Regions from separate parts of the Mus musculus genome. Here region 1 is linked to region 2. A link is a loop called in an ENCODE intact Hi-C map of the cell type or tissue named here. Cell type or tissue: gastrocnemius. All regions are shown on one strand. Each heading gives the region's core, and the rest is flanking DNA. Links, peaks and the distances in the headings are about the cores only. Region 1 holds the start of Rbm15 (RNA binding motif protein 15). Region 2 holds the start of Lamtor5 (late endosomal/lysosomal adaptor, MAPK and MTOR activator 5).

The links. Peaks named below come from ENCODE experiments on the same cell type or tissue, not always from the same donor. Only the 100,000 strongest peaks of a DNase experiment are listed, where the experiment ranks them.
Region 1: a loop joins it to region 2, with 2.6 times the contacts of the local background. A loop is called at or near these places in 10 of 42 quality-filtered maps.

What each region holds. Positions count from the first base shown.
Region 1 is chr3:107,327,965-107,338,373 of GRCm38, forward strand. Rbm15 (RNA binding motif protein 15) reads right to left here and starts at 5,325. Exons shown (of 2, transcript NM_001045807.1): 1 at 2,251-5,325. The coding sequence starts at 5,116. In gastrocnemius, for the core only: a CTCF peak has its summit at 6,163; DNase peaks (open chromatin) are centred at 2,627, 3,022, 3,257, 3,633 and 5 more places; H3K4me3 peaks cover 5,199 bases; H3K27ac peaks cover 5,088 bases.
Region 2 is chr3:107,270,138-107,280,546 of GRCm38, forward strand. Lamtor5 (late endosomal/lysosomal adaptor, MAPK and MTOR activator 5) reads left to right here and starts at 8,721. Exons shown (of 4, transcript NM_026774.2): 1 at 8,721-8,976; 2 at 9,733-9,794. The coding sequence starts at 8,780. In gastrocnemius, for the core only: a CTCF peak has its summit at 6,059; DNase peaks (open chromatin) are centred at 3,880, 8,257 and 8,844; H3K4me3 peaks cover 1,330 bases; H3K27ac peaks cover 1,186 bases.

The sequences.
Region 1 (10,409 bases), core at 1,301-9,300, 57 kb after region 2:
ATGCATAAAATAAAATTTTAACAATTTTAAAAGAATATCCAATGTGGGATTCTGATGGCTAATAAGATTGGAAACATAGACTTTGCTGTCAATCAAATTCTGAAGGTTTAAGTGGCTAATTGACAAATATTATGAACCTGCACAAGCGTAGGCAACACAAATAAGATGGCACTTTGTTGGTAAGCACCAAACTAATTTACATAATACATACATTTGGGAATGGCATCAAGCCACTGTTTCAAAAATACTGAAGCACTAATTGATCAGATCTAATAAAATGTAGCAGTGTCAGATAAGGGTTCAAATAAACATGGAGCAAACCATCACAACACATTTGATTAACAGTAAAATTAGATTTCACAGACCATTCTCTAACAGCAAAATCATTTGCCCAACTATCTTATTAAAAAAAATACTAAAAAGTAATGGCTAGCGAAATTATTTAAACTGGAAAAATCTACCTAGATAACTAAAAACTGTACTTAAACTCCATGTACACAGACTACACTTGCATCAGTTTCTAAATAGATGTCTTATTTCAAGCCAAATGTTGCATTTTTGGAGGCAAAAGACACCCAGTCATAGTTGGAGGATTTCAGTATTTTACACCTTTGTGCTCAGAAACCTATACATTCTTTTTCTCAAAAAATTCCAAATTAAAATAAAAATCATAAATACATAGTGAAAAACAAAAAGTATGATGTAGTGATAAGGTTTTCATACTGACATGCTTTATATACAGTCCTAATGAAAAACTAAAATTATGTGACTTTTTCTGGGTTATTACTGATGCTATTTCAAACGAGCTTTGATAACAGAAAGAAAACAGTTGGGCTCTGCAAGGCTTTGAGTAAGTCACATTCACAGAATAGAAAAATGACCATGATCCAAAAACTCAAGTTCCTAATCGTAACTAAATATTGGGCCCTGTTGAAGTCCTCAGTACTTAAATTGAGGAAGAAAATCATATTTAATAATGGCCTTAGAAATCACAAGTGGTAGCAGAAGAGCACATAAAACAAAACAAAAAACCCATTATTATAAAATAACAAAAGCCCTTATTAAAAACCAGATGTCAAATCCTCAGCTCTTTATTTTTGTGGAGAGAGGACTTGGGGGACGGGGAGGGAACCTGTGCAGGTAAATTACAAATACATGAAAAAATCAAAATTAAAAAAAAAAAAGTTTTCTAACACTGAAATCTCAAACCTCTACATCCAGGCAACAGTCAAAAATATCAAACATTAAATTTCAAAGATATTCAAAACACTGTCACCAATGTAATGCCACTATTCTTGTTTAAACATAAACAAAAACAAAAAAAAAACCTGAAGGCATTTTCTTCAAATATACTGAGAGCATTTTACAATCACCGTTTAAAAACTTCTGTAATTCAGATGTCTGATTAATGTCTACTAGGGGAAATAAAAGGGTTACTTATAAGCCTGCAGGCAACTCTTACTGAAACCAGAAATTTCTTAAGTGGATACAGAAACCTTCATTTTTGGTTTTGAAGTATGCACAATAAAACTGTATTAGCTACACCTCTCAAGTCAGTAAGAACACTATCGTGCACCTAACTTACCAACAAATTCTCATTTTAAAAGCATTTACTCATTTCTTGCATACCAGTTTAAGATGTAAATGGTTTATAACACAAGCCTCAACTTTTACCCGTTACTGCTACAAACATGGGATACAAAACTCAAAAACTAATATGTTAAAGCAAACTTTCTGGGAATAAACTGTATATTTAAAGAAATACTCAAACACCTGATTAAAGTAATTGGACTTTGCAACACCTGATCAAATTTTTGTCACACAATGCTTCTAGTTTAAATTTTCTATGCACCAATCAAATCATTTTCAGTACAGAGTAAATATTATCAGAAGGTACTTTTCTCCAAATTATAATTTTAAAAATTGGGGGTTTTATCATTTTGAGGATTTAAAAAAAAAGAAACCCTCAAAATTGAAAAAGGAAAAAAAAAACCTAAAGAAAAATTATGAGGGTAAGAACTCCTAATTAAAGCAACCTATCTTCCCGCTACCTCAGGGCATCCCTTTCACTTAGTAACTAACTGCCCTAATATCTATTTTAAGGTTTACAAAAATATATATATATAAAAAAAAAATCAACTAAACTAATTGAAAGAAATTTTCATCTGATGCTATATCCCATTACACATCACAAAACAAGGAACCATGTCAAGTAGTAAATACAAGTTACACATGGACTTTAGGACGCACCACGGACAATGATCATGACCAGGTAATCTTCTTCAGATTTGGCCAGTGCCTTGGCAGGGGAATCCAGGAACTGCTGAGAGAACTCACAAGGTGGGAAGGCATGAAGAACCCCGGTGTTTTCCTTGTCTTTATTGCCTCCCACAGGGAGGCTGATCACCCCAGCTGCCTGCTTTTGCTTTAAATAGGACACAAGGTTCCTAAGTGGCCTCTGAGTAGAGGCGGCAGTGTCTGATGTGGCTGAGGAAGAGGAAGATCGGCTGTCAGAACTTCCAGGTACAGCCAGGAGAATGGCATAACCATTAGGCCCTGCCACTTTGATGCGTCGAGTTACTTCATCCAACTTGGGTTGGTCCAAACGGAGCCGCTGAGTGATCTTGAGTTGGGCCACTTTGCCTCCAGTTGAGCCCTCCACAAGTAGACTGCTAGCAACTTGGAGGTCACCCTGCAACAGATGCATGTTGGAAGGGAAGTTGCTGTTCTTCAGTAGAAGCATGCCCTGCCAAGCCAAACAGAGTTTGGGAGAGGATGCTGCCACAGGAGCTGTCCCTCCATCCTGTTTCTGGGAAGGTGGCTTCTGCTTTGATGAAGAAGTGCTGGCACTGGGTGCATTGCCATCAGATCGGTCTTCCTTTTTCAGAGGGTTTTTTCCCTCTGTGGGAGCAGCTGTCCGATGCTTCCTATCCCGTTCAGCTGATGCAGAGTTTTTACGGTCTCGCTTGTCGCTCTGGCTCTTCTCCAAACTGCCCCGTCTATCTCTGACTGGGGAAGACCTTTCCAAGAGGAGAAGACGAGATGATCGATCATTGTCACTGTTGTAGCGATCTCTGTTACTGCTCAGTTCTGGACTTCGGTCAGGAGAAGGAGTGCAGTGACGCTGTTTTCGAGGCCGTTCACTCTCAGGTGATCTATCAAGATGCCGTCCTCCACTTTCCTCAGGCAGCCTTCGCTTCCTTGGCTGGTCCCTGCTGCTGGGCAAGTCCCGATCACCTCTGTCCCTGTCCAGTGACCAGCCATCCCTCCTTCGATCCAAGCTATCTAGTGGCTCATAAGCAGTGACAGCACTAGTTGCAGCCCGAGCACTGCGTTCTCGAACCGGTGGTGGGGGTGGCACCCAGTCAGAATCAGTATAAAGGTCCCTATCACGATCTCTGTATAGTAAGGGTGGTGTCCTGTCCCGAGCACTCCTCAAAGGGTCAGGTGCTCTATGTCCAAAAGTATCCGTCACTAGTTCATAGTGGGTCAAGGGCAGAGGCTGAAGATATTGCTGCTGGTAACGATGTTCTGTGTCTGCAAAGTCTACCCTGAGGCGACGATCTGGGCCACCAAGTGGGAATCCACGCATATGGGTCCAGGCAGCATGAGCTGCATCCAAACTTTCATACTGTATATATGCCCAACTGTCACCTTTACGGTAGTCTATGGTTCGAATGGTGCCAAATCGGTCAAATTCTCGTGCCAGGGCAGCAAGAGGCACCCAGGGTCCCAGACCACCCACCCAAAGTCGGGTAGTGGGTGTGGCTTTACCATAACCAATCTTGATTGGATTCCGAATTATAATTTTGCCAGACATTGCAAGTTTGGCCCTGTGAGACATGTCTAGATTCTCAAATTTGAGAAAGCCATAGGTACTGGTCTGGCCTCGAGAAGGCCTCTTAATGTCCACTTCTGTGATGACTCCAAAACGATCAAAAGCCCTTCTGAGATCATTTTCCGTCACAGTGATATCTAAGTTGCCCAAGAAAAGTGTCCGGTTGGCACGCTGATCGTCCTCAGGTGATATCTCATCCACTTCTCGGAAAGGAGCCGCACCTGCTCCAGCTCCCACCCTCGGCTCCAGGCTGTAGGCCGGGCGCACCCGGTCATAGAACGGATAGTCTCGTTCTCTTTCCAGCTCTCGGGGCAATGGTGGCGGGGGTGGAGGAGGCAGGCGGCCCAGGGCCAACTGCTGCAACCGGTAGTCTCTGTATCCCAGAGCAGCACCTCCAGGGGAAAGCGACCTCTGACCTCCCCCTCCTCCAGGGGCGTGCCGGTGGCTACCGACTGAGGTCCCGACCACGCTGGATGACGGGGCGTAAGCATCTTTGTCTAACGGGGAGCGGCTGCGGCGCCGGCTCACGTACACGGCTTCTATCTTCAGAGGCCGGTCATAGAGCACCAGGCGGCCTCTGGCATGCTTGGCCGCCCTCGCGTCCTCTGGCCTCCGGAAGTTCACAAAGGCTACCCGCTCATCCCCGCTGCCAGAACCTGAGAGGTGACTGATTTTGACACTTACATCACCGAAGCGTTTGAACTCGTGAAACAGCCCGTCCTCCACCGCCTCGTCGCTCAGCTGGGACCCCAGCTCGCTGATCTTCAGGGTCTTGTACTCCACGCCGTCCCCGCCGCCGGGCGCGGAGGAGGCGGCCCCGGAGGAACGTGACTCCCCGCCTCCACCCCGGGAGCTGCTGCGCGACTCGCCCCCGCCTGAGGAATTTTTGGTGCTCGGGGAGCTGTAACTGTGCAAGCGGCTACTGGAGCTGCCCCCGCCGGTCTCGTACTCGCGGCTGCCGCCCCGGCTGCTGGACTTGTCCAGATGAAGGCTCCGCCGCGACCCGCCGCTGTCCGTCTTCCCGCTGCTGCTCCCATTGCTGCCGCCGGAGCCCCCTAACTTCTTGCTCCGCTCCCCACGAGAACTGGAGTCCTCACCGCCACGGGAGCGCTTGGGCTTGACCGGCGAGCGCTCCTTTCCTTTCATTGTTGAGGGTCGCCGGAGGTCGTCTCTGCGGAGCTGACTAACCCGCCACCCCGCGCTCGTTTCACACAGCGGACTCGCACGCCGCCATCTTGGACTCCGCCGCGGCAAAGGCTCCCGCCCCGCAGACCTCATTGGTCAATTAATTCACTCTTCAGCCTTCTCATTGGAAAAACTATTTGTCCGTCTTTACATCTCCCCGCGCTCCGGGAAGGCGCCCGCCCCGACGCTGTTATTGGGTTCCCAACGCCCTAATCCCAGTACCTCATTGGTTATATTCGTTGTCTATCTTAACGGTTCCTCGCGCCAGGCTGTAGCTCCGCCCCTCGCACTTCATGGTCACCTGACCCAAAGCCTAGAAGCGTTGATTGGACAAAAACTCTGCCCTGTAACGGTACTTCTAGCACGGCGAACGCAGCGATCCCACCTTCTCTTCCCTTTCATTGGTTTGTGGCCACGTCTTTTAAATCACTATCGGGAAGTCTGGACATCAGTTCAGGCGTTTTTTCCTGAGAATTTGGCTCTCTCCGATCTCGCGAGAGACAAAGAGCTCGCTCGCTCACTCGCTCACTCGCTCGCTCTCTTTCGACCCCAGTCTTCCAACTTCTCCGGCGGCTGAAGAAAGTTTAAATCTGATTGGATGTTGACGAGGAACATGATTGGATAAAAGCGCTGTCCATCACTCACTTAAAGGAGTAGGCCCATAAACTGAGGCGTCTGAAGGTGAAAGACTAAGACCACGCGCTTGCTGTGCGACGTCACTTTGCTGTCGCGAGATGGTGACAGTGAGTCAGGCCCGCCTCCCCGCGCTTTCGGCGTTCTCTTAAACATTTGTTAGGTCCTTACGGCGTACTTGCCTGTGCTTCGGTCCTTCGAGTCTGGAACTTGCGGGCTCCTCACTGTCCTGTCTGGGCGGGACAATGGGCTCGGTGGTCCTTCCGGCTGCTGGCCCTCACTCGATCCGCCTAGGCAGCTGTCCCGGACAGTCCAGCCGACACCATCTTAGTTAGCTGCCTGAAAAAGCCCCACCCCCGTGCGCGAGAAAACGCCTGCCCCGGTCTGTGCGGCCCGCTGGGGCGGTGAGTTCAGGGTTCACAGAGCCTCGGGTCACGCTGACGCCCTGGGCGGTACCGAGTCACTGCCCGCCCGCGGACACAGGGAACAGCGCCGCGGAGCCCTGGCCAGTCTCAGTGGCCGCCTTAGGGCCCGCAGTGTCCTGCAAGCCCACTTACTGGTCCGACCTGCAGGACCACTTGCAGATTTTTGCTTCCTGCTTTATGTTGTGAATCCCTGTAAGGTTTGCATTTATAAAAGATGTGTGAGACATAATATAGCTGTGCTTTGCTTTAATGTGTCACACTTCTCACTGTGCGGACACTACATTTATCTCGTTTCTAGGACTCCAGCACTCCGATTAATCCATAGTAGGACCCAGTAACATGGCCACCTTGCTCCCTCCTATATCCACTTCCTTTGACTCCTTTAACCGTGATTCCCGTCTAAACGCCTCCCGTCTCCCACCTCTGCGACCCCATGCACCTGAATCTCTTAAGCTTATGTAATACTGGTGATCATGAGATTAGATGCGTAGTCTATCCCACTAGCGTTTACCTCCTGGTGAGAGGAAATAGGCTTTTTGCAGTCTTCCCAAAAATGTACCTAGGAGAGATGAGAAAGATTTTGGTATTTACATCTTCTAAGACTGAGTAGAGAATGTGTTTTAAAACAGGACATTTTACAAGGTGATAAGAATGCCCTTCCCCAAAACTTGAATTCTAAATTTATAAGCTACTTGAAGATTAGATACAGCAACCTGATTAGCCCTATTTCAACCGTTTTGTTTTGTTGGTATATAACCCTGAAATTGGTGAACAGTTGGGCCAAACTCTCTTGGTCACAGCAAAAAGATTTGAAAGAAGCTCAATATGTAAGTTATAAACCGCAAAATACTATAAAGCATAGACATATTTGTATATTAAAAGTAGCTGTTATGTGGCTTTTGGAACACCTGTATCCCAGCTGCTCTTGCGGATAGGATCACAATTGCTTTCTTCATTAGCTAGAGTAACTTGGTAACTTGGTGAGATTCTGTCTTAAAACCACCCCTACACAAAAGTCTGGAGACATAGCTCAGGACCCTTGGACACCTATGTGAAGCTCTAGGTTCAATTCCTAGTACTGGGAAAAAAAATTCTTTTAAAGATTTATTTAGCAGTGCATGATGGTGTACCCCTTTAATCCTACCACTTGAAAGTCAGAAGCAGGCAGATCTCTGTAAATTCAAGACCAGAGTTGTCTATATAGTGAATACTAGGCCAGCCAAGACTGTATAACGAGACTTTGTCATAAAAATATTTATGTGAATGTCTGTATGTATGGTAGTGTTCTAATATCCAGAGAAGCCAGAGAGGGTGATAGAGCCCCTGAAGCTGGAGTTACAGGGTTGTGAGTCACCAATCTGGGCCCCTGGGAAACAAACTGTAGTCCTCTGTAAGAGCAGCAAGTACTCTTCAACGCCTGAGCCATCTCTCCAGGCCTGCAAAAATAATGTTTAAAAGATGTTTAAATAATGTTAACATAAAATGCCATCAGTCAGAGAAAAAATGTGTATAATAAACTACCAGTTGTGGTTTTAAAAATCGTGGATTACATATATATGCTTACACTTTTATTGAAATTGTTACAGAGATTGCTCTTAGGGGCAGGGATTAGCAAGAGAAATTTTCCTTGTAGGATTTTAGTTTAAAAATGTACAATAGTAGGGTATTTCCTGAAGACCACCTCATGTCCTGAACACAGAGTCTCAGCAATTATAAGATCATGTCCGTCTTATTTTTCTTTAAGTCTATAATCCTATTCACATTCTCCCCTGCTCCATTATTCTGTTCCAGGCATGCCTGATACATTTTTGCCTCAGATGTGGAATCTATCATTCCTACAAGAACATTCCTGTTCTCTTTAGTGGAAAATGATACTGAAAAATAAAAACTTGGATATTGGGAGATAAAGTAGTTGTACACACAATCTCTAAAAAAGCATAAAGAACTTTTCAGAGGTGTGTTCATCTATTTTAAGATTATATGAATACTAAAAAAACAGGAATTGAAGTTAAACCTTAACCTGATTACTCAGTGGAATAGTCAATCCAGAAAAACTTGGAGTGACTGTTTTCAGCCTAAATTGATTAACGCAGGTGATTCACTGATGCAGAGGCAAGATAAGGACCAGTCAGTGTAGTTTCTCAGACCTAATGGCAGGAGCTTGAGGGAAGCAAACTGAGAACTAGAAACTAGAACTGAGAAAAAAAAGAACTGAAGGAGATGGAAAAAGGACAAACAGCTTAGTGGCTTGTCCTTTGAGAGCATCGGGGAGCTTCAGAGAAGCTGCTTTTGCCACTTCAGACAGTGTGAGGAAGGCTTCCAAGGGAACTGGTGTGCTTCCTGGAGCCAAGAAGACTGATAAGTTTAATGCTAACAGTAAAGGCCATCACCTTTTGACAACAAGGGTCAAAAATAAGTTTGTTACATATGTTTGTCCATGACAACAAAATGAGGTCCTAAGCATTAAAAGTATAGTCATTTATATATTCTGCTTGTATTTGACTTCAAACAAATGCTCATTGAAATAGAAAGCAAGCATTGAGAAGACTTGCTGTGATTGATTTATTTTGATGTCATTTCCTTTGTGTTCTTTGAAGCACTAAGCTGTGTAAGTGAGGTTTTAGCAACTTGTATTTACACATGTTCCTTGAAGAGGGCTGAGAAAGGATAAAAATGACCCATGGTTTAAAGGGCAAAGACCTGAAACTCTTCTTTGGGTGTTGTCAATAAAATTGTTGAAAAGCAATCCAAGCTTTCCTCTTGTCTCCAAGTGATCAGTGGTCAGATCCAGGAGGGCAACTGTCCTCAGTGAGGAGAATCATAGTGTTTATGAAAGAAAAAGCAAAAGTATATGCACAACTTTAAAAATATCAGTATAATTTCAATGTTCTTTCCCTCTTTATTCTTCCTGGGTTTTATTGTGTATATATATCCTCACAATTATAGTTGCAATATGAATTTATTGTAGACATTGAGATCTGTTTAATTTCCTGGTATATGAAAACAAGCCTAAAACTCGAGACTGAACATTTTCCCCTTCCATAGTAGTAGATTAAAATTTTCTGTCTCATCTCCTGAAGTAAAATGAGTGGTCTCTTGGGAGCAAGGTTTGTTTTCTCAGATACCAAGAAAAGTACGTATTTTATCTATGAGCAATCAATCATGTTGGGATCTAGTTTGCATTATAAAGTGATGAACTTGTGGTTTGTGGAAAGTTTTAAAGACAGATTTTTATATGGCAGGCTGGGGCAGAAGGATGGTTAAAAATTTGAAGCTAAGCCAGGTGTGGTGGCGCACACCTTTAATCCCAGCACTTGGGAGGCAGAGGCAGGTGGATTTCTGAGTTCGAGGCCAGCCTGGTCTACAAAGTGAGTTCCAGGACAGCCAGGGCTATACAGAGAAACCCTGTCTCAAAAAAAAATTTTTTTTGAAGCTAGCCTAGGTTATATATTGAGTTCCACCTCAGGCTGGGCTACAGAGAAAAACCTTGTCTCAAAATATATATGTAATTGCTGGCATACAGCTTACCCATATAAGATCTAAACGTCAGGGAGTCTTAGTATACTTACAAAGCTTTGCATATATATTCTTTTACTATTGTTGTAAAAAAAACTGCTATAACTTTTTTATGATTAAACTCTATTGTAATTGTATTTTTATATATAAATACTTAATAAGGTAGTGATGAAGAGCATAAACCAGCCAATTTGGATTAATGCCAGCTATGCTGTGGGCCTCAGAGTTACTATCAATCCCTCTGGACTTTAGCTTTACTATCTATCAATTAGAGATTATTGAAAAATCTAAATGGAATCTTCTCACTGAAGTTAAATAGGTCAGAATATGTAAAGAGCTTATAAACAGTATTAGGCACATGGTAAGTGCTATATGAATATGTTGTGTGACACTTACTGGAAAGACATGAACAAATGTCTACTTACCTTGGATAGGGAACCAATTACAAAGCAAAGTACAGATACCACCCAAATCTAATTTGGTGAATCAGTGAGTTTTATTGGAATTCCTTACAAAAATATGGATGGAGAGTTAACCATAGGAAGAGAAATGACTCAAAGATAACTGATAAAAGCCCAGCCCAGTACACTACACAATAATTGGAGAATATTCTTTCCAGGTAGCTAGGTTAGCTTAAGCTTCTAGGCAGCTCAGCTGGTTTCTTCTTCCAGACATCTTGTTTTGGTTTCTATTATGAGTAGTGAAGTGATGAAGATAATCTTATTCTCTACAGTGGGCTGGGTAGATGAAGGATGGGGACTACATGGTGGAATTACTGGGTTAAAGAGTATATTGAATCAAGTGTGATGGCA
Region 2 (10,409 bases), core at 1,662-9,661:
AGTGGGCAGAGATGAGGAGGTCATCTGTCTCTACAGCAGCGGTCCTCACCCTTCCGAAGGCTGCGACCCTTTAATGCAGTTCCTGTGTATTAAAATTATTTTCACTGCTACTGTCATTTTGCTGTTGTTATGAATTGTAATGGAAATATTTTGGAGGTAGAAGTTTGCCAAAGGGGCAAACACAGATCGGGAACGATTGCTCTCCACCACCCTTTCCCCTGAGGTAAGAATCAGTAGTTCTTTACTGAGGGTGTAGGTGGTGAAATAAAGACATGAGGATGTTTCCCTGACAACAAGGACTCTGCTAGGGCAATGGCAGGGCTGGGTGGCAATGGGATCCAGTGTAACCCCACAGATAGGGTCTCTGGAACCCACCTTGGGCTCACAAGAGTCATGTCATTGGGTAGAGTGACACATAGCCAAGGCAAAGATAAGCCTGCTTTAGCTAAGGGCCTCACTGCACAGGCCTGCCCTGGAAATACATTTAATACAGGTAATTTCTTTTCCATTTATTTTCAAGAATTCATTTCACTTAGCCAATTCTAAATCAATAAATCTTAACATTAAGTCTGATTTGATGCGTGATGCAGACAGTCTAATTAAGGCCAGGGTATTTTATCAGCTCCTCTAAGCTGTCTTTTCTCTGTTCTGTAATTTTTTTTTAGGCTGGTGTTGATCATCTTTTTATTCATAAGGGCTTCATTCCCATTTGTCATGGTTGCATTAACTGGGCATCTAATAAAGGCTTGGATATAGAAGTCTGTATCTCATTTATCCTTGGGAGCAAAATTAATAAAGCAAAGGAAAAATTGCTTCCTGTTCCAAAATGTTTTTAGCCCACCTTGACTCATCGAAAATATATTTCACTGTGTCTTCTAGACTCAGGACTCAGCTCAGCTTTGGGACACAGTGACTAACTTTATCCTTCACTTACTGACAGCCCCATCCCTATGTCCTTGCCTACTCCATGGCTGGAGAAGCTTGGATAAGAGTGGCCATCAGCTTATCTTCCCACCCATTTGCTCACTACATGTTTCTTTAGGACCTTCTAAGGCTGAGGCTCTGATATAAAATAGGTTCAAAGAGGTGAAGGTGTGGCTCATTGGTAAAACCTTGAAAGCATGAACACCTGAATTCAACCCCCAGATGTGTATAAAAATGCCGGGCAAGGTAGTATACGCTTGCAATGAGCAACAGAGACAGAGAGATTCCTGGGATTGCTGGCCAGGTAGTCTAGCCTCTTTGGTTAATTATAAGACAATGAGAGATGCTGTCTCAAAGTATGTAGGCAGTTCCTGAGCATGATAGTACACACACACACACACACCCACACACACACACACACACACACACACTCACACACCAACACATAAGACATAAGTACATGGCACATATGTCTATAAAAGCTTTAAAGGAAGATCCAAAGCCCAAGTTAAATAGGTTGGCCAAGGTCCAATGGAAGAAAACTATCTTAGCCACAGAACAATACTGGGAGCAAGCTGGAAAGCTCATCTGTTCTCTTTTTGCCTCTGGGAGGGTAATCGTTCCAACTAGTACTTCTGTTAACAAAGAGTCACCAAGTATCTATGATCCTGCTTGACTTGTGGGCTTTCTGGATTCATGAAGGCCCTCATTCCCCAGGGATACCATTATAATGAATCACCAATTGAGTGGTTTACCCTCAAGTCTGGAGAATAGAAGCCCCAAATCAAAGTTTTGGCAGAATAGTTTCCTTCTGAGGACTGTGAGGAAGAAATATGTTCGAGGCTTCTCTCCTTGGCCTATAGACAGATGTTTGCAGCTGGAGCCTGCCTTTCCCCTGTGCATGTCTTGTTATATAAGGATGTCAATTACATAAGGTTAATGCCCACACTAATGTCTTCTTCATTTTAACTTGATTGCCATCTATAAAGGCCCTGTCTGCAAACATGCCCACAATCTAAGGCACTTGATTTTGGATCCTCACATGCGAATATGGGGGGAGATTAACATTTAACTTAAAACAGTGACTCCCTCTGAAGCAGATTTAACTACAGTTCAATAGCATCTGGCAGCATGCTAGAGATGCTTGGAATATCGAATTCCATGTCAAAAAGAGGTTTATGTTGTAAAGTAGACACCTCTCCTCTCTGGACCTCATATGTCATATCGAGAGTAAGAGGTGTGCACTGGGTCTCCACCACCTCTGCACCTGAATTCCAGGACCGTGTTCTAGGCAGAGTCGGGCAGTATACAGGGGAGAGTAACAATTAGACTCCACCACTTTCAAGCAGGACGATCTGGCCAAAGTTTTGTTTAGGTATAGACAAGATTATCTGTGTAGCCCTGGCTGGCTTGGAACTCTCTGTGTAGAACTGACTAGCTTGTCAAACTTGTGGCCTCTGCCTCCAGTGTTCTGGAACTACAGTTGTATGAGACTGTACCCAGCGTTGTTTTCTGAGCTTTGCATTTTTAACTGTAACCAAAAGATAGTAATATTAGCTACTACAAAAAGGGGGGGGAGGGGAATGTGGTGATTAAGGGTGTGTCCCTGGTCACATAGTTATCAGCTCCTACACACTAACCGCTAATGCCACTAATACTATGAACAAGAGCCAAGTTTATACCTGGTCTCAAGTCTCAGTGCTGTCCACCTCTGACCTCCGATCCCTGACACCCACTAGAGCCCACCCACCTCTGACCCCTGACCCCTGGCACCCACTAGAGACCACCCACCTCTGGCCCCCAACCCCTGGCACCCACTAGAGCCCGCCCACCTCTGACCCCCGACCCCTGGCACCCACTAGAGCCCGCCCACCTCTGACCCCCGACCCCTGGCACCCACTAGAGCCCTATGCTGCAGCTTAGAATGAGATGCTTGAGCTGCCAAAACTTTGGCATTCCCCGTGACACACCTTCCCTGTCTCCACCTTACCTACCTCCTGCCCGCTCTACTTGACTTTTGACTTTTTCTTCTTAGAGTCAGGGCTAGAGCTTCAGGTGATTTTTTTTCTCATTGTACTTTATAATTTTACATAGAATATGTAGAAAATCTAATAATAACATCAATATAACTATGGCATTTGGCACAGCTTTATAGGGAAGCTATGTAGATTCAGCTTCTCCTGTGGATATGAGACTGATATCTGCAGCAATCTCTTGGATATGAGACTGATATCTGCAGCAATCTCTTGGATATGAGACTGATATCTGCAGCAATCTCTTGGATATGAGACTGATATCTGCAGCAATCTCTTGGATATGAGACTGATGGCTGCAGCAATCTCTTGGATATGAGACTGATATCTGCAGCAATCTCTTGGATATGAGACAGATGGCTGCAGCAATCTCTTGGATATGAGACTGATATCTGCAGCAATCTCTTGGATATGAGACTGATGGCTGCAGCAATCTCTTGGATATGAGACTGATATCTGCAGCAATCTCTTGGATATGAGACTGATGGCTGCAGCAATCTCTTGGATATGAGACTGATGGCTGCAGCAATCTCTTGGCACTGTGATTTTCTCCTGTGCATCATCTGGATTATAATCAACCTAAGGAGACAAACAGATTTTCTTATTCAAATTGACTTTCATAACACACCAACCTCTCTTACACAAGGTAACCCATGCTATCCTCCCCACACCTGGATGAACCAGAATACAGTACCCCTATATCAAAGGCTCCCCAGACACTCAGAGATCCCATGGGAGGCTGGTGCCCTGGCTACCAGGATTCAAATGTATGCCTCTGACTCCAAGGACACCCGCATTTGATATTTAACACTCTCCACTCTCTAATAACTCAGCAGGCTTATACATCCTCCTTCCAGCCCTCACCCCCTACAAGTGAACACACACACACACACTCCTTAGGCCCTTCATTTTGCAGTTTTCTGTGGCCTTGGTGCCCCCTAGTGGCTCATTAGGGTTCATTGCACTGAAGGCTTGTGACTAAGCACTCGAGTTGTCCAGAGGCCAGTGTTGGTAGCCCTGGGATAACACATCTCTCAGTGCCCAGAGCTGGACCCACCATTAAAGATACCCCCCATCTTCTTTTTATTTTTTATTATTTTTGACAGGGTCTTTTTGTGTAGCTCGGGCCGTCTTCAAACTTACTAGGTAGTCCAGGTAGGCTCACATTCATAGAAAACCTGAGTGCTGGGATTACAGTGGTACACCACTATAGCCCACCAATACTGTACCTAAGTGAGTCTATCAGAGTCTATGCAGGAGTCAAGGCAAAGGAAACAGCACCAAGACAGCATGTAATATCTGGAGTTCTGGCCCGGTACCTCCTTCCACTCCTTAGTGGGATATGTGGACTTTCACATTCTCTGTTGCGCCTACCCGCAACTCTCCTTTCTCAGAGCTTGTTTGCAGGAAGGGGAGAAACAAAAGAAACTGAAGTTAAAGACTTCATAGTCTTTATATAAATCTCGCTCCACAAAGGATGCCATCTAAACTCTCCTCTAGAAAGGAGATCATGGGGGTGGGGGAAATAGGTTTAAAGGAAGGGCTAGAGGTATGTGATAGAAATAGGAGACTTAAGAAGAGACATTGGACTAGTGAGGGTAGAAGAGTATTGAGAGCAGGAGCAAAAAAATGGGGAGACAAGTTGGGAAGGAAGATCAAGCAAAGCAAAGTATTGTGACAATACCACAAGGAACCCCAATGCCCTTCGTTCAAACAGAGATGTTAATAAACAGTGTCCCCAGGAAGTGCGTAGCCTGCTGTGTTTTATAAAAAGATAGAGAGGGGAGGAATATGTTTGGTGGAGGTGTAGTCAGGTGTGGAGGAAGGGGGGTTCCTCTGCTGGCCCATGCTGAGGTATCCTTTCCCCCTGAGCCGCACAGCCACACAACAGACAGTATAGTATAGAACAGTTTATTCAGGGCATGGGGAGGGGAGTTGAGAGGTAGTAGAGACAAAGAAAAGCAGAGAGACAGAGTAGAAGAGAAGAGGCTAGAGCCATGACATGTGGTGGTGGTGGGGTGGATGGGGAGAGAGGGAGAAGGGGCAAGAGGACAGAGTGAGAGCAGGGAGGCAAGAGAACAAGAGGGAGGAGGGGGCAAGTAACCCCTTTTATAGTGAGTCAGGCATACCTGGCCATTGCCAGGTAACTGTGGGGCGGAGCTTAGACAAAATGCTAACACAGCCAGCTGTTTCTCCGTGGGCCTCACATGGGGAGATGGAGAAGGCATTCTATCCATTTCTGCTAAGTAAACACAGAAAAACTCCAACCCATCGAGTCCAATGCTCTGATATGGGTGCTTGGGATTTCCCGCCATCATTCCAGAACCAGCTCCCAGCATTCAAAACTGGAGGAGTCATCAAGGACCCTGAATGCTAAAGAAAGCAGAAAGCGTTGCAAAGCTGACATCCCCCAGAAGCACCACCCTAGTTCCCAGCACTTGGCTGCTTACATAGCTTTCCTTCCCCTCAACCCAGCTGTGCAGGACCAAAGGAAGCGAGACAGAGAGACAACAGCCTATCCCCGTCACTTCCCACACATCAAATCCTCCCTCTTCCTGATTTCTTCTCTTCCCCTGAAAGGCCTAGCTTAGACCTTAAGAAGCTGTAGGCATTCTGAAAATCTTTTAATCATTTTTCTGGCTTTGAGATTATTTGATATACCCTGGAGACCTATTTGACAATACAGGAGCCAATGTTCACTCAAGGGACTGAGTACTTGAAATGTGGTCGGTCTGAACTGCAATGTGACAAAGTGCAACTAGACTTCATATTTTAAGGACTTAAGATGGGAGAAAAATAATGTATTTTTTAAAAGTAATTATATATTGAAATAACTTCTTAGATACACAAAATCATGTTAAAATTAATTTCTTCTGTTTTCCTTATGTGGCTCCCAGGTTATTTAAAACTACAAAGGGGGTTCACATTATATCTGTTTGAATAGTAATGTGGAGGTTCAGAAAGGCAGAACTGGGCTAAGGGTAAAGCTCAGGCATAGAGTACTTACCTAGCCTGAGTAAAGTCCTAGGTAAGCCAGATGCTTGGCGCTTAACAGAACAAGACAGAATGGTCAAACCAAGCGGTCTCAATTCAGTAACATTTTTACCACTTGAGACCACAGGGAGGCAGAGCTGATACTGTTCCCTTAGGCATAGTGTTAGCTTTCTCTTAAGACAACTGGGGCAAACTTTACTTTGAATAGTATCTAATAGGTTTTTAAACACCTAGCCCAGCCTCCCAAGTACTGGGATCATCAGCATGCTCTCTGCTACGCAGCTCTAACGCTATCTTTTAAGGGTATCTCTAGAGTGCTGTTCTAAAATCTGAATAGCCCACATTGTGTTACCTGATAACTCAGGTAATTTCTCCAAAGCCCAAATTACACCCCATAAACTGGAATCCCAAGAAAGTTAGAATTCTAGAGCCAGGAGCTGGGGAGATGTCTTAGTCAGCATTCTTACCTTGCAAGCATGAAGACATGGGCTTGGTTTCCAGATCCCATGGATAACTGCCTGGGGCATGGTGGCACACATGTAATCCCAACATTGAAAAGGCTGAGATGGGTTGGGACAGGGAGATCCCTGGGGAAGCTGGCCAGTCAGGCTAGCCTAATCAAGCCCCAAACTATCGATAGACCCTGTCTCAAACAAAAGAGTTTAATGGCACCTGAGGAACAAGACAAGGCTGACCTCTGACCCCCAACTGCACATGCACATACGTGCATGAATATCTGCAAACACACTGAATCCAAGTATACACATGCATCAAGACACACATGAACATACATACAAACACACAATTCTGGAAGCATAGCCAAATATGGGGCTCATATTAGAGCATTAGAAGGCTGAGGCAGGAGAATCACATGTTAGAGATAACCCTGCACTGTAAAGTTAAAAAGTAATAATAATTCTGCGAGCTTCATTTTAACAATATGGTGAATGGTGAGCGGGTGGCTAAGCCTTGGCCTCTTCTATTATGGGCACCAGATCAAAAAACAGACTGAGTAAATGCCAGAGATCAGATTGCTAGAGGAAGCTAAGTGCAAGGCACGCTACACAGGAAGGGGTAGAGATGAGCCATGGACACACCCTTGTTTTCATAAACCCTTCTTCATGTAAATAATATATATACATATATATATTTTTCTTGAAAATGACCATAACTTTTGACCAAACAATTCTATTTCTAGTAATTAACCATGAAGAAAAAATTTAAATGCACAATATTGGGCTAAAGAATATTCAACCAGCACAGAACCTGGTACCACCAGGACAGAGGGTAGGGAGGGGACACAAGAGCAACTTAATTGGTCACTAATGAACAGTAAGTTCACTTTAGGTGTAGCTATGATAACAAAGTTGGTGTGTTTTGCAACTATTACAAACAAAGTAAATAAAAACTTACTGTCCTGAAAAGGTATTTATAATAAATTCTGTGAAGAATCCCTGCTACATAATTCAGAATTGTATATATAGTATGTATATTGATTTTGCTTTTAAAAAACATTTCTCTACAGAGTGAGTTCCAGGACAGCCAGGGCTACACAGAGAAACCCTGTCTCGAAAAACAAAAAAAAAAAAAAAACAAAAAACAAAAAACAAAAAAAATTCAAATAATACATTTGCAAAGATAGCCATATGGAAAAGATAGTCTCCAAAATATCCTTATCAAACTATCATCTCTTCACAGTAGGACTATGAGTGGTTAGTTTATTCTAAAGTTTTTAAACCCAGGCATGTTGGTGTAATCCCAGCACTTGGGAAGTAAAAGCAGAGAGATCAATACTTCAAGGCCAGCCTCGGACACACTGCAAATTTGAGGGCAATGAGGGGTATATGAGATACTGTCTCTAAAACAGAAAAGGGAATAAAAATTTTAAAGCTCAGTTATTTTAAAGTAATAATACACGGTCTTCACTAACACCTAAAACTTAAACCTAATTTCTTCCCCCTAAAACTTCCCATGACCTAGCTATTAGAAGTATCAATGCAAATTAAATATGGCACATGGCAGTAAATCACAGGACAAAGGTGGGAGAATTCGAGGCCAACCTACGAGAACAAAGAAGGTACCAATGTTAAGATTCTGACACTTTCCCAGCACGCAGTTTGGGGTTTCAACGTGTGCCATCTCTTCCTTTAGTCCCGTGTGTGCACCCCTCCCCATCGGCCCTGTGTGATAGGTTACTTCTCCTCCGATGTTGGTGAAATGAATCAATTTAAACCAGAGTAGATGATGTTAAAGGCAGGTTTATTGGGAAGCTGCCAGCCGGTGGGTGAGTTCACTGGCCCCAAGGACCAAGGCCAGCGAAGTTTCCTGGGAAAGGAAGGAAGAAAGAGAGAAGGGGGAATGTGTGCAGAGAGAGAAAAGGAGAAGGAGACCAAAATGTCTGGATTCTATAGAAAGGAGCCCTATAGAAAGGGAAGGGCAGCCCAGCCCCTGGGCTGGAAAGTTCAGGGTTGGGGGCAAGGTATGCCAGGTGGGAACTGAGGGATGCAGAACCTGGAGGCCAGTTCTGCTTTGATAGGTAAAGTATACACCTCAGCCTCTTGACCTAGGGTCAGAAACTGAGCACTGTCTTCTTAGCGATTGGCCTATTGCATAGATGAGACCATGCCAGACCTGCTGGTTACTTTAAAATTTAAACCAGGTCTACGTCTGGTTAGGACTGGAAATTGCTTGAACCAAATCCAAAGGTTAAAAATCACTAAGTCCAAGTGCTAGGTCAGGAAAAGGCCCTGAGGCCCGACTACAGATTGCTTTGAAGGCCCAGCACCCCCAATCGAAAGCCAGCCATCACTGGTCCTGTGGTAGTAGCTATGCCTTTTCGTAAAGAGCGCGGACGCGGCGCCGCGCTGAATTTCGTCCCTCTGGAGACGCCGTCCAGGCGCCCGCCTCGGTCAAGTCACGTGATCGAGGTTTGCGGTGAAGGAGGAAGTGTTTTGCTGCGGGGTCCTGGCCTGGGGCGGACAGCCTGCGGGATGGAGGCGACTTTGGAGCAGCATTTGGAGGACACGTGAGTAGTGCGTGCGGCCGGTCCTGGGCTCCGGACAGGGGAGCTGGAATGGGACAGCGGCATGGACCGCGAGTGTCTGCGGAAGCGTTTGGGGCACTCGGGGCGGCGAGCGGGTGACTTCTGCCTACGGCCGGGCCGCTCGTTACTGGGTAGTAAAGTTTCGTTAGGCGTGTTCGCAGAATCGAGTAGCTCTTGAGAAGTTTGGGAAACGGATTAAGTTTGGGGAAGGATGCCCCGGGTGTGCTAAATCGAGCCCCCGCAGTGCCAAAGCACTTTCACGCACATCTTCCCGCGTTTGTGGCCCGTCAGTTGCTCAGCGCTTGTGAAGTAAATATATCCGTAAAGTTTTTCAGCTATCTCTGTAAAATTTAAAATTGGGAGGTGTAAAGTGGCTTACAAGAAGACACCTCCTCCTTGAGCTTCTTAATCCCCTCCAGGAGCAATTCCCGTTACTGAGATTTAACAGTTGTCTTCAGGAGTTGCAGTCCTAGAGCATGCTTCTATACCAAGGACAGAGCCCTAAAGATAACTGCCTTGTTTGTGTCTTTGTGAAGCAGAGGTGCCTGAGAAAATGGTTTGGGTTTTGTTTTGTTTATTTAAACAACTCACAGTTTGTCCTCTGAAAGGGGGCGAAAAAATTTAAGGGCTGATTTGAAGTGCTTAATACTCGGTGCATAGAAAATCTGTTTTACTACAGTAATTTGAAATATTTTCTTCACATCATCTGGTTCATCTTTCTTGTGCTCCCAAAATTAGAATGAAGAATCCATCCATTGTTGGAGTCCTATGCACAGATTCACAAGGACTTAATCTGGGCTGTAAGTGTCTCCTACCAGCCTCCCTTTGAAGTTCTGAGAGCCTTAACTTACACTGCTACTATTTTCTAGCTTTTATTCCTGTTACCTTTAGGGCATAGAGACTATCTCCAAGTAAGAGTAGATGGTTGAAGCCTTTCAGTTGCATTTTAAAGGCAGAAATGTTCCTCCCAGTTCTACAACTGTTCCTACTAAAATGGTTTTGAATAAATTTTAAGTGGTCTAGAAAAGGGCTTTAGATAAGGACATCTTTACTGAATGCATTCCCTGTGCAGGCACAGTCAGGCTACACTATTTCCTTAATTGCCTCAATAACCCTGAAAATGGATGATGCTGGCTGCTAGTCCAGCCACTCTCAACAGTAAGTTATTGTCAGTAAAAATAGGGATTTCCTAGTTAGACACGTCTGACTTCAACCCCATTCTCCGATGCTGTCTGCTAGCAACATGAGTGCCGAACAGAAGGAGCCTCTTGGGGCTTCAGTTTCTTCATTGGGTTATTTTATTTCATACATACATTATGTGTGTGTTGTCTTAAGACATTTTTTTTTAAAAACTTATTCTACGTGGCCCTGGCTGTCCTGGAACAAACTTTGTAGACCATGCTGGCCTGTAACTC